2 separate regions of the Mus musculus genome follow, and region 1 is linked to region 2. The links are chromatin loops, found by intact Hi-C in ENCODE. Cell type or tissue: left cerebral cortex. All regions are shown on one strand. Links, peaks and the distances in the headings refer to the core of each region. The heading gives the core; the rest is flanking DNA.

Region 1 (6,079 bases), core at 1,848-4,347, 61 kb after region 2:
TTCTAAGTATTAGCATGTCCAGATATGGACTCTTCTCTTTCTCAGTGACATTTCACAGGGGGGCACACTTTGGGGAAATCACTAAAATGACAGTGTTCATTGCTAAATGTCACTGGAGTAGTAAATAAATCTATTCACTTTTAGGAAACTTTAGCAGAGCAGGATAATAACATGTCTGTAATCCCCTCCTCCTGAGGCAGGGGGATCACTAAGAGTTTAAAGGGCACTAGAAGATGTGTATTAAGACCCTGTCTCAAAAGCAAAACAACTTTCAAGATGAATATCACGCCATACCTGGACATCTTGAATGTAATGGTATGATTTTTTTTTCCTTATGAAACTGTAGTAAATGAATCATGGTTATTTTCTACCAATAACCGAGGTCAATAGGACTGGAAAGGTAGCCCAGTTTGTAAAATACTTGCCTTGCAAGCATGAGGTTCTGAGTTCCATCTCCAGAGCCCAAGCTTAAAACATGCCTTTAGAGCCAGCTGGGATGGTGCTCTTATTAACCCTAACACTGGGGCACCTTGAAGGTTAACCAGCATAGACTGGTGGCAGGTTTCCAAGCCACATAGAGACATTGCCTCAAAAAGTAAAGTGGAGGGTGTCCTGAGGGATGCTTCTTGAAGTTGAACTTTGGCCTCCACACATATGCACACACACACACACACACACACAGAGGCATGTGCACAAATACTAACGACATACTTGAACCTCCTTTCATAGCCCTGAACGACACATGCCGTGTGCTATCGGCAACACATCTTAGGAAGCCAGCTGACCCTTCCTATCTGGTCTCCATTCTGCCTGGGTCAATGGCAGCCACAAAGAATGCAGTGCCATTTTCATATCTAAGCAAAACCACACAAAAAAACAAAAGGCATCTTACAGTAATCCCCCAACGTCAAAGGAAGTGATTCTAGAGTATCCACACCGCTGATTACATTAACACAGATAATTAAAAGTTGCCCGTCTAATAATATTAGGCAGCAGACACAACTTTTAGAAAATGTCTCCCTGGTATTAGCTATGCAAAAAAAAAAAAAAAAAAAAAAAAATCCCCGGGTGAATGTTCCTCACTAATCAAATCCATCTCCTCTTAAGAGTGGGTATAATAAATGGGTAGCCTAGAAGGAAGGCTTTGAACAGAATGTCTCACTATTGTCTGATTATTCTAAATTTAAAACTCCCAACAAAGGCAGGGATTATTCTCCTGGAGGTTCAAGATTCATGAGAGTTTGCTAATGAAGTTCCTTTAGGAGAGCAAATCAAAAAATTGCTATCTGCAAGCCGCCAGTGTTTTATGCTTGGGTGGTGTTTTTTAAAATCAAAGTCACTATTCATTCAACAACAAATGTTTGTCTGGAGTAAATGAATGAGAGTAATGGCCTCGAAGCACTTCACAAGCTTAATCACCTCTAAGCTACGACTCAAGAAACAGCTTCTATCCAGCCTGAATGCACATGCCAATCAGAGTGACATGGCAGCCGTCCTGCGGAGGGCTGAAGTGAGTGAGGCCCGGAGACCACAGCATACCTTTTGCTGCTTATAAAATGACTCATCTTGGGGATGGATCTATCGGCCCCTGTATTTGCCTTTCTGTGATGTCTCCATACAATCTGGAAAGCTGAAAATTTCAGGGCAGACGAGATAAGATTCAGAACATCAGACAAAGTGAGGGGAGTTGCTGAGATCACAAAAGGGGTAAAATCCTTCCACCTTGATACTAAACGGAATGTTAATATATCACCCCTAGGGGGAACAGAGAGCAAAAGACTCACGCCGAATCTTTCTGATACCACAGTAAGAGAGACATGTGCCTTTAGGACACAGGACAGGGGGTAGGGCAAGACTCCCTGAGGCTTCTGGCTTATTCCTATTCTTCCAATAACATTGATGAAAACCATCCTTTTACCCTCATTCCGACCTTAGACCAGGACGCAACCAGAGAACTGGCCAGTTACTTAACGCCCACCTGTTTGCAACTCACAGGCAATGCTAGTTAAAAAAAAAAAAAAAAAAAAAAAAGCTTTTTGATTTGTTTTTGTTTGTTTGTTTGTTTGTTTTATTTTGTTTGCAAGTGGAATCTACTCGCCGAGTAGCAGGTCCTCATGCATTTCAGGGATCTCGGACATCTTACAGCTTTCCCCAATCCATGCCAAGGGAATTAAGGCCCTGTTACCCCCACAGAGAAATGCCTTCCGTGTGCTCAGCGTAAGGCAAAGTGCAACGCACCTCCCACAGGTCTATTTTGGCCCCAGTGGATGGATGGGCACCCTCTATTTTATGCAGACTAAAGGGGAAAGTGAAGTTTACCTTGGAGAACGTCTCCCTTTCCCCAACGGGGCCCCCTAAAGCCCCTGAGGTCTCCCTTTCCTAATTCCTCTCCACCGCGAGGGTCCTCCCAAGCCATTAACAGTCTTGAATCACCCTATTGTCTTCTTAGGAATACACTTCACTCATTGTTTGCCTCCTTAAAAAGAAAAAAAAAAAAGCTACTTTTAAACCCTTTAATTTTTAAAGCAACGCATCAAAAGCTTTCCTTTCCTTTCTGGCATCAGGCAGCAGTGGATGTTCTGAATGGGTAAACAGTTCCTACTTTCAAAAGGCCTGTTTCAGTGCGTGTTAAAGCCTGCCTTCTGGACGGAGATGCTTTGAAATCACCAACCAGGTTCATGTTCCAGACAGCGCCTGAGCGTGCGTTACTCACTTACAAATTAGAAGAGGCGAGGATGTGGTGCGGTGTCGTCAGTGTACCCGTTAGGAGATAATGATACATCCTGGCCGGCCACATCATCTTAAGGACCACTCTCGGGACGCGGAAGAGCCCGAGTGCAGGGAATCACAGCAGCCGAGGGAATAGACTGACCACTTCTGCTAAGGCTCTGCACCCCCCTCCCACCCCCAGAATCAAATCTAGTTCAAGAGGGACAACCCTATTATAGCAGTTCTGGAATGCCTGCGAGCTGGGGTCCACCCCGTAGCCATGCGCCCCCTACAGGCAGCTCTGAGTATTGTTCTCCTGCTAAATCCTACCTAAAACCCTAATTCTGTCTTTCTCCTCTCTCTTCTCCTTGCAATCCATTGCCTAAGGATAGATAGTTCAACAGTACAGATATAGTGCCATCCATTCATCCCAGAACACAGTTTGAGCCAGCTACAAATTTTCAAGTCAGAACTGCTAACGATTCCCTAGGTAGAGTATACAAAGCCTTAATTAACACTGACTGCCCGAGAGTGGTAGAAAACATAATCCCTTGATCATGGATGGCATCCCTGCCCCCTGCCTGCCAGGTAAGTAAGGGAAGACAGGTGTTGAAGCAAGCAGGTAACCAAGGAGGGAGAGAAACACACAGCTCCCTCAGTCCCCACCATAAGAAGGGTAGTTTGCAAAAACCTACAGCTGACCCAGGCTTCATTCAAAGGTCCAATTTTCAAAACCAAGTATAAATGAGCCAGGAATGGTGGCTCACATCAGTGATCCAGACACTCTGCAAGCCCAAGTAGGAAGAAGATCAATTTGAGTTTCGGGTCAGCCTGGACTGCATAGTGAGATTCAAGTCAGCCTGGGCTAGAGTGAGACCCTACCTCAAAAAAAGGCTTCACCCCTCTAAAACATCAAATATATGTGCTATGGCTAAAGTTTAGATAGGTGGGGGGCATGGAGGATTGGGGGTGGGAATTAAAGGTATAGGTGAGGATATGAGCAACCAGTCAGGAGGTAGAACGAGTTAGAGTAACCAGAGTATTAAGTAGAATAAAGAGGTAGCTTGGTGGGGAAAGGGGATGTGGGGACCTAGAGGCGAGATTCAGTGAAGGCAGGCCTGGAAAGATGGCTCAGCAGGCAACGGTGGTTACCATTCACCCCAATGAACACCTTGATCACTTGGAACCCACATAGTAGGAGAGAACCAGTTTCCACAAGTTCTTCCCCTCTCCCCATGCCCCATCGCACATGCTTGCCTGCTTCCACACAAGATAAATACATCCTAAGTCTTTAGAAAAGGATTTATAAGGACCTTGCCCCCCCCAGAGAGTATCTCTGGATCACAGCAGGAGGTGGCATGGAGGACAGAGAACCCAGTTCTACAAACCCCCTACCTCTCTCAAGATTTTCCAGGTTGGCACCAAGAGGACAGTCCCACCTGGAAGAGCGGAGGTACGGTGGGATGGATGGCACATGAAACTTGATCTCTTAGGCTAGAAACTTGTAAAGGGGGGGTTCTCATAAGGTCCCCTGCCCAGGTCTGAGCATGGGGAGGTGGCAATGGGGACCTGATACAAGCTATTCCCTAGACCCCCTTCAAAGGCTAGGGGGGGCCACTCAATGCATATGAAAGACCCAGGGTTGAATCCTGCACCAAAGATCAAATATCAAAGCAATGCCAGCAAAGTCTAACAGCAGTCAGAGGAGCCTCGCCATTTTGCATCCAGCATCTCAAACACCTATCACTGTGCCCTCCTACCCCAGCAACCGTGTTCACCTGCCAGAAGCCAACTCTTGAAGTACAGTAATGTACCAGTCGGGAACAAGGAGACCTTCAAACAAGAGTACTCTTGTTTGTACAAACCATGGCCTTCATCTGTAATGACTTTTCCCCTCATCTGTCACATCCAGCTACTAAACAGTAGCTCACCTGGCTAGTCCCAGGCATGCAGCTCACACTGCCTATTTCTGGATCATGTGCACTGGCCGGAGGCTCCCAGCCTCCTGGTGTGTAGATAACAGCCCTTCAACGGACGGACGATGGCAATATTATTGACATCTACATCTGTCACCTACCCCAGTCCTTCTTAGTTCAAATTCTGCTTTCTATTTTGGTTCGCTGAGACAGAGTCTCCTATAATCTAGACTGGTCTCAGTCTTGCTATATATCTGAAGAAGAACTCCACGTCCGATCCTCCTCCTTCCACTTCCTACGGGCAGGGATTGCAGTGCCTCACTCCTCCTGGCTAGGGAGCGTCTGCCCCACGAGGGCTGCTCTGCACAACCCTGGCAGCCCTGTCTCTGCTCCAGACCCATCCTGACTTTCTAAACAGCGGCACCCCTCCCCCACTTACACAAACACGCAACGGACACCACGTTCTCTACAGCATCTCTTCTTCTAAGTCACTTTTATTAACAACAACTGCCCCTCGACCAGTGAGAAGAGAAAACACCAGACACTGAATATGCCTTGACTGGGTTCGTTAAGCCTATGACCCTCCCACTGCCTGCCCGCACTTGACCTCCGTCTTGTTTTGTCATTTGACTGCATTGTGTTCGGACCTGAAGAGAGTTGTTTTGTTCACTCTTACTCAAAGACATGTGATGCTATTGTTCTTTGTCTCCTTTAAAAAAAAAAAAATCTGCTGGCATTCTTGCCATCCCCAGTAAGACAAGGGCCTTCGAGGTTTGCTGAGGCTTCTGGGCTGAAGCAATTATCTGCTGAACAACCAGAACCCAGCTGTAAAGGCCAAGAGGAAAAGTGCAAAGGGTGGCTCAGGCCACGCTTTGAATCGTAAACATTATTGCGGGCAGAGTGGGTTGCTGCTGGCTGGTATGTTTTCCCGCACCTAATTGGGCCGGGTGGCACGGCACTCCTGGGGACCATTACAGAGATACAAGTGTGGCTTCCGTGCATAAAAGTTGTGTGTCTGGCAATCTGGGCACAGGCTTACTTTCTACAGACTGCTTTCTATGCTAAATGTTCTGCAGGAGTTCATGATTCCAGAGGATTGCATCAATGGTTCAGGGGATCTGAAAGCCTCTCTGGTTGTGTTTTATGAACGCCTAGCTCTGAGCTTCGAGTGCAGCTTCTATGAATACTTCAGAACCCCAGGAATATGACTAGGGCCCAGACCTCTTAACCTGAAGCTATTTTGTTACATAGCCCAGAGAAATAATCACACAGAAGACAAGACCAGAAACACGATACTTGATTCTCTATCTCAGGAAGGAGAATAACAGAGTAATCGCAGTGTGGAAGAGTGTAGGCTGGAGGGGCAGGGGTCTAGAGCGAGGCGCAGACTGGGAAGCAAGAGGAAGTCTGGGTCACCAGCATTTAAGTGGCTCAAGTTTCAGAATCAAGCCTGT
Region 2 (6,079 bases), core at 2,173-4,672:
GCCCTTTTTTTTATTTCCTTGCTTCCCTCTCTGTGGGAAACATCTTTTCATTTTTAGCTCTGTTCAGGTACAAGGAAGGAAGGGAGGGAAAGGAGAGAGGGGAAGGGAGAAGGAAGAGAGGAAAAGGGGAGGGAGAGAGGGAAAGAGGAAGTGAAGCAGGGAGGAGAGGAGGGAGGAAGAAGAAAAAGAAGAGAGAGGTGGGGGGGGGGAAGAGGGATGGGGAAGGGAGGGGATAGGAGGGGAGGGGAGGCAAACAGGAAAATAGCCTACTAGCTCCAAGGTCCAAGTGTTTTACTCCAAACTTCCTACTGACAATATTATGCAGTCATGGCAATTTAGAGGAAAATTGGAACCTAATGAGAAAAGATAAGAGAGGAACACAGATCAAGGGAGTCCTGAGAATCAGCCCCAAATTGTGCCACCAAGACCTAGGGGTTCTCTGGGCTTATTAATACAAGCCACCTTCCACTCAGGGGCATGTGAAGTAATTGCAGTCGTTTCTTTAAAATCATTAGTCACCCTCATAGAGACTTACCTCTAAACAAGGGCATTCTGTAACCAGGAATCCGTCTATATGGTTTTGTCACCCGATAGGCCTCAAGGTCAACAATTAGAGTAACTTGATAAGAATGCCCTCAGCCACCCACTATAGCACAGCGGTGTCCCTGATCGATACAGGAGCTCTGCATAACATCCACCCAGCCTTCTCCAGGGAGTTTCCTGCACAGATCAGAAGCAAATTATACGCTTAAAGGCAGATGACACACCAAGGCAGAAGGATGCTTTCTGCAAAGTGAAGCCTTTGTTCTGTGCGAGGGGTGCCAATCCAGCTCAGAACAGGGAGGGAGAACAGAATGCATTCGAGGGAAGCATGGTGGGAGGGAGGGGGGGACTCTCTTTTCTCTACCTGGTGATTCCCCAGGTTTCCATTTGAGTGCCTGGGAGGGTTAATCTTCAGCACCACACAAGTCAGGTGTGGTGGGGTACGTCTATAATCCTAGCATGTGGGAGGGGAAGGCAGGAAGATGAGAAGTTCAAGGGAATCTCTGGCTACCTAGTGTTTGAGGCTCTGAGAATACATGAGACCCTGTCTCAGAAAAAGAAAAAAAAAACAAAAAAAAAAAAAAAAAAAACCAAAACCACAAATGACTGTCATGCTGATTACTAAAAAAACAAACAAAAAACAAAAAACAAAACAAAAAACAGATTCCCCCATTTAAAAACTTGCCCCACAGCACGGATCTCCATTATAAAGCAGGAAAAATGTCAGCAATGATTAATATATGTTTTATAGTGATTCCCATATGATAGACTCTAGTCTCTTAACAAATGAGAATTAGCTTAGCATTTCCAACATTCTAGGGAAACGGTCTGTATTTTTACTGTCCATTGAACAGCTAGGAACACCAAGACATAGAGGCTTGAGTAAGACTCACTTGAAGGAGAGGCATGGTGGAGGGACCATAGCTGTTTTTAAACCCAAGAGATTAGACACACAATTATTAAATTGTCTAGTTAACAACTGCTGCAGCCTCATTGATGCTGGTATTCGCAGCTTTACAAACTATATATTTCTGTCTATGCTTTATATATCAGCTTGAAATAACCACTCTGCATGTGTAATCTCTCTCCCAGTGGAGGCTGTAGAGACCCACGCGCGCTTGTGTGTGAGATGAAGGGATGATTCGACAAGTCATCTTTTAAGTCATCTCACAAGACAGAGCAAGAGCCCCTGATAAGCCTCACTTCCAGATAAAGGAGGTGAGGTTTGAGGAAATCACATGACTCATCTAAGGTCGTGCTGCTTTGCACACAACCTCTCCCACTGCATACATACCTTTAGTTTTCAAAAAAAATACAAAACCCATGGCGTTTTTCTTTTGCAGAAACATTATATAACTGTGACATACAGCAGAGCTAAATAAGCAAACTGATCTCACAGAGAGACTGAAGGAGCCTGAAGCCTGAAGGCTTGTGGGAGACAGAAAGGATTTGTATAAAGTCTTTGGGGACACCTCTAGGACCCCTTTATCCACAGCAAAGAGAAGTAGCAGGATGGCCTTGACCCTAACTCCACTGAAACTAGAAGAGAGGGGTAACCTGTTACCTTCCTTTATGTCCCATTGATATCTCTAGCCCTAGGGAGAAAGGCAAGAGCCCTCTGGCCTGGCTCAACCATTCAAGCTTTTCTATTTCTTTCTCGGGATCTAGTCTGTGCCTGTCCATTTCCAGCCCTGAGGGATTTTCCTGCTGACCTCCAGAAACCCACAACTTTTGGTGGTCTGAATATTCATCAGTAGTTGGGGTGGAAGTCAAGGTGTGACCACGGGTTTTGGGTTTTGTGTGCTTGTTTACCAGGACTGAAAAGCCTTGAACCCAATCTGAGCACCTTTCAAGGAATGATAGAAAGTAGAGCAGGAAGACGGGGCCATTCTGCAAGATGTACAAGTACTGGAGGTTCATACTGACTCCCCGCAAGCACAAAGCCATGGAGGTTACAGAACATCAGAGAGGTGGGGACTAGTCCTCCGCCCCAAGAGTCTTCAGCCAGACTCCTCACTTAGACAAGGAAATTGTGTCCCACCCAGGAAAAGTGCCTTGGCCAAAGTTGCACATTGGCATGGCTGACTCTAAAGGTTTCTGACATCTTACCAGTGAGCAGCCAAAACTCTAAGAAGAAGAATGAGAGTGTGAACTGCAGGGGAAGCTAAAGGCGGCTCTGGTGATGCCAAGCGATGCGAGAGAGTCAAATACTCTGATTGAAACTGAAGTCATATGTGCTTCTATGTAAAACCAGCTCTTATGGGTCTCCCGGGGTGGGGGGAATCCATCACCTGGAATTACTTGAAGGCTTGTCAAGTGCTTTACGGCTCTACAAGGAGAGGTGTGATACTGAGAGACAGGGAAAGGGGGCTAACCTTTCCCCACAGATTGAGTTCTGAGTTCCTTTCGGATGTCTTGTGGGTGAGGGAGTTGAGGGGGGGCGGCTGCTTCCGGAAGGGAGGCCCTGTGCACACTCATTAGCATACACTCTCCACAGTTGATTCAGATGAGATTTCATCACAGAAACCTACTTATGCATTCCTTAATATAAATCTAAATTGCTCTCTTCAAATAGCAGAGAGCGCTAAGCTTCAGCAAGGGAAGGAGAAGCGGTGGCATTAGGAGTCAGGCTGCAGTTTCATCCTGCCTTCCACCCTGTCGTCATCCTGTCTTGACAGCCTTAACTTACACACTTCACTGAGCTCACCCCGGGACTCAGGGGAAAAAGGCTTTCTCCAAGGCAGACACCAAGTTGTACTCAATGCTCTGGAGCAGTAGGGGGCAGTCATTGGTAAGTGCTAGGAGGGCCCTGGTGTATTGCCAGAAGAGAGAGACACTTCAGGACCACTCAGTTGGCAAATGACCCCATGCTCTGCAAACATGAGGACCTGAGTTCACCCAAGAACACATGTTTCTAGGTGTGGTGGCATGTGCTTGTAACACCAGCATTGGGGAGGCCAGGCAGGAGATTCCCTGGGGCTCACTGGGCCACCAGCTTAGCCACTCAAGAGTTTCAGGCCAAGGAAAGTCCATAGTCTCAAAAAATAAGATGGGTGGTACTCTGAGAAACAACACGAGATGGTGTCTTGAAATTGTTCTCTGACCACATCCATGCATACACACACACACAAGTGTGTGTGCATATATATATATATATATATATATATATATATATATATATACACACATATATGTGTATGTATATATATATGAACTTGTACATACATAGCACATGAATACATACATACATGCATTCACATACATACAAACATATATACACACATGAACACAATACACACATGTACACACATACAGAGTTACACAAATATACACATGCAAACACATATATACACATATTTACACACATAGACATACACATATATACACATGTACATACACAAATATGCATATATATACATACACTAATGTATATACATACATATGCACGTACACACACAGACACACATTCACACACATGTATACTTCCTGCAAAGAAATATGCCAACAATGCCAAGCCACACACCTTGCTGCTTCTGAAGTGTAAACCTAGCGTGGTTCACCAGGAGCTGCACACACTCTTCACAGCAATGGAGCATTTACTTAACACAGAGGGTTTGGAACTGAAAAGATGGCGAGTTAGAAATATGGGGCAAGCGGTGTGCACAGAGTGGAGCTATGGCTTCGGTTCTGCTCATCTCTTTCCTGTCCCGAGGCCACCACATCATTCCAGGCCAGGGGTTGGGCGGGGGAGAGGTAAGCAGGGAGGCCACTGTGGCTTGGTGCCTATTTCCTGAGGAACAGTCGTTTATGGTGCCCTTTGCCACATCTGGAAAGACAGCAACACTGGAACCTGACTAAGCTCGGACGCAGAAGCACTGTTTCTGTTCTCTTCGTTTGGGATGGGACAAGGCAACCCACCATACACCTGCTCACAGGAAAGCACAAAAGTCTGACATCACACCCTAAACCAAGGTCCTGTGAGCGTCACAGGACAGTACGCCAGGAGGGAAAAAATGATTGCTTACCTATGTGCTAATCTTCTAAATGGCCCTTGAATCACAGCCCTGTGATTGAAGGCCTAGGCATTGATGGTTAGTGTACTGGGCATCATGATTTCAGCTACTAGTTTTTAAGATTCTTACATTTGGAGTATTTGCTTGCCTGCAGTGTCCGAGGAGGTCATAAGGGGGCATTATATCTCCTGGAACTGGATTCACAGAAGGTTATGGGCTACCACATGGGTCATGGAAACTGAACCCAGGTCCTCTGTAAGAACAAGTACTCTTATCTGCGGAGCAATTTCTCCAGTCCCTATTTTATCTTAAACCTTGTCTTTTACATTATTTGCTTGCTTGCTTGTTTGTTTGTTTGTTTGTTTGTTTTGGTGGGGGCAGGCATGCTTCAACAGGCATGTGGAGGTCAGAGGACAATTCGTAGGGGGTGGTTTCTCTCCTTTCCTTGTGTATGTTCTACATTTTAAACTCAATTCATCAGGTTTGGTGCCAAGAGACTTCACCAGTTGAGCCATCTCTCTGACCCTCAACTATTTTCTCAAAACCCCCAAAGTCTGGCACAGTGAGGGCTCTCTAGAGTGTCTGCCTTCTCAAGCATTGCTAGCTAATGCTTTTAGAGCTTTGTCCTTGAGTTTAAGCTCGTTGCTGACCTCTGGGCTTGGGGCTAAACACCACTAACTCCTCAGAAGGTCACTAGAGACCCCGTGTGCTAGTCAGATCTGTGCTTAAAGCATCAAGAAGCTTTGGAATCAGAGAACTTGATTGTGGCATGTGAAATTGCACAGAAATTCTATTTTTCTGGGCGTGGCGGCTCACGCCTGTAATTTCTGGCACAGAGAAGGCTGTGGGGGCAGGGGTGGGGGTGGGGAGGATAGGAAGCTCAAAGCCAGACTGAGTTAAGAGCGAGACACTGTTATGGTTTGAGTGTGACACACCTCTCATGAGCTCATGGGTTGAAACACTGGTTTGAAGTGGGCGATGCTGCTTTGGAATGCTGTGGAGCTTTTTGGAGACTGATTCTCAATGATGGAAGTGGGCCACTGGGGGCAGGCCTTGTGATTCGTTGCCCAGTCCTACTTCTGGTCTGCTTCCTGCTTCTTGGTTGCAGACACAACTCGACCAACTGCTTCTATTACCATGCCCTTTCTGCATGATGATCTATATCCTTCCCTAACTCCTCCTACTGTAGGCTGCCTTTGTCAGCTGTTTTTATCACAGCAGCTAGAAAACTAACTAGTAAGGACCTTGTCCAGGCAGGGGCCAGGTGAGAGACAGGAACACCATATGAACAATTTCTTTTTTTCATTATCAAGTCTAGCACACAAAAAATGACTAGAGGCACAGAGGGCATTAGGGGCTTTAAGTCTTAGTACACCAGGCTGAGAGGGTCACAGAACAGCTTTGAGCCTTGCTTCCAAACCAAGAGAAACCAGAAGTCGTCGGCTTACTCCAACCTTTGGCCTTCTCTACCCTGTCTATCCCACACTCCTTCGTTCCTTGTCTTTCCTTGCCAGCAGGGATCA

What was found. A loop is a pair of places that touch in the nucleus more often than their neighbours do. Peaks named below come from ENCODE experiments on the same cell type or tissue, not always from the same donor. Only the 100,000 strongest peaks of a DNase experiment are listed, where the experiment ranks them.
Region 1: it touches region 2 in a loop (2.3-fold over the local background); 3 of 42 quality-filtered maps call a loop at or near these places.

Annotation. Positions count from the first base shown.
Region 1 is chr13:45,804,973-45,811,051 of GRCm38, forward strand. The region is part of intron 3 of Atxn1 (ataxin 1); the gene reads right to left. Among named protein-coding and RNA genes, the nearest start is that of Atxn1, 160 kb to the right of the region's middle. In left cerebral cortex, for the core only: a CTCF peak has its summit at 3,013 (motif pointing left); DNase peaks (open chromatin) are centred at 2,709 and 2,991; H3K4me3 peaks cover 604 bases; H3K27ac peaks cover 1,009 bases.
Region 2 is chr13:45,743,300-45,749,378 of GRCm38, forward strand. All of the region lies in intron 4 of Atxn1 (ataxin 1), which reads right to left. Among named protein-coding and RNA genes, the nearest start is that of Atxn1, 220 kb to the right of the region's middle. In left cerebral cortex, for the core only: a CTCF peak has its summit at 3,334 (motif pointing right); DNase peaks (open chromatin) are centred at 3,050 and 3,237; H3K27ac peaks cover 1,278 bases.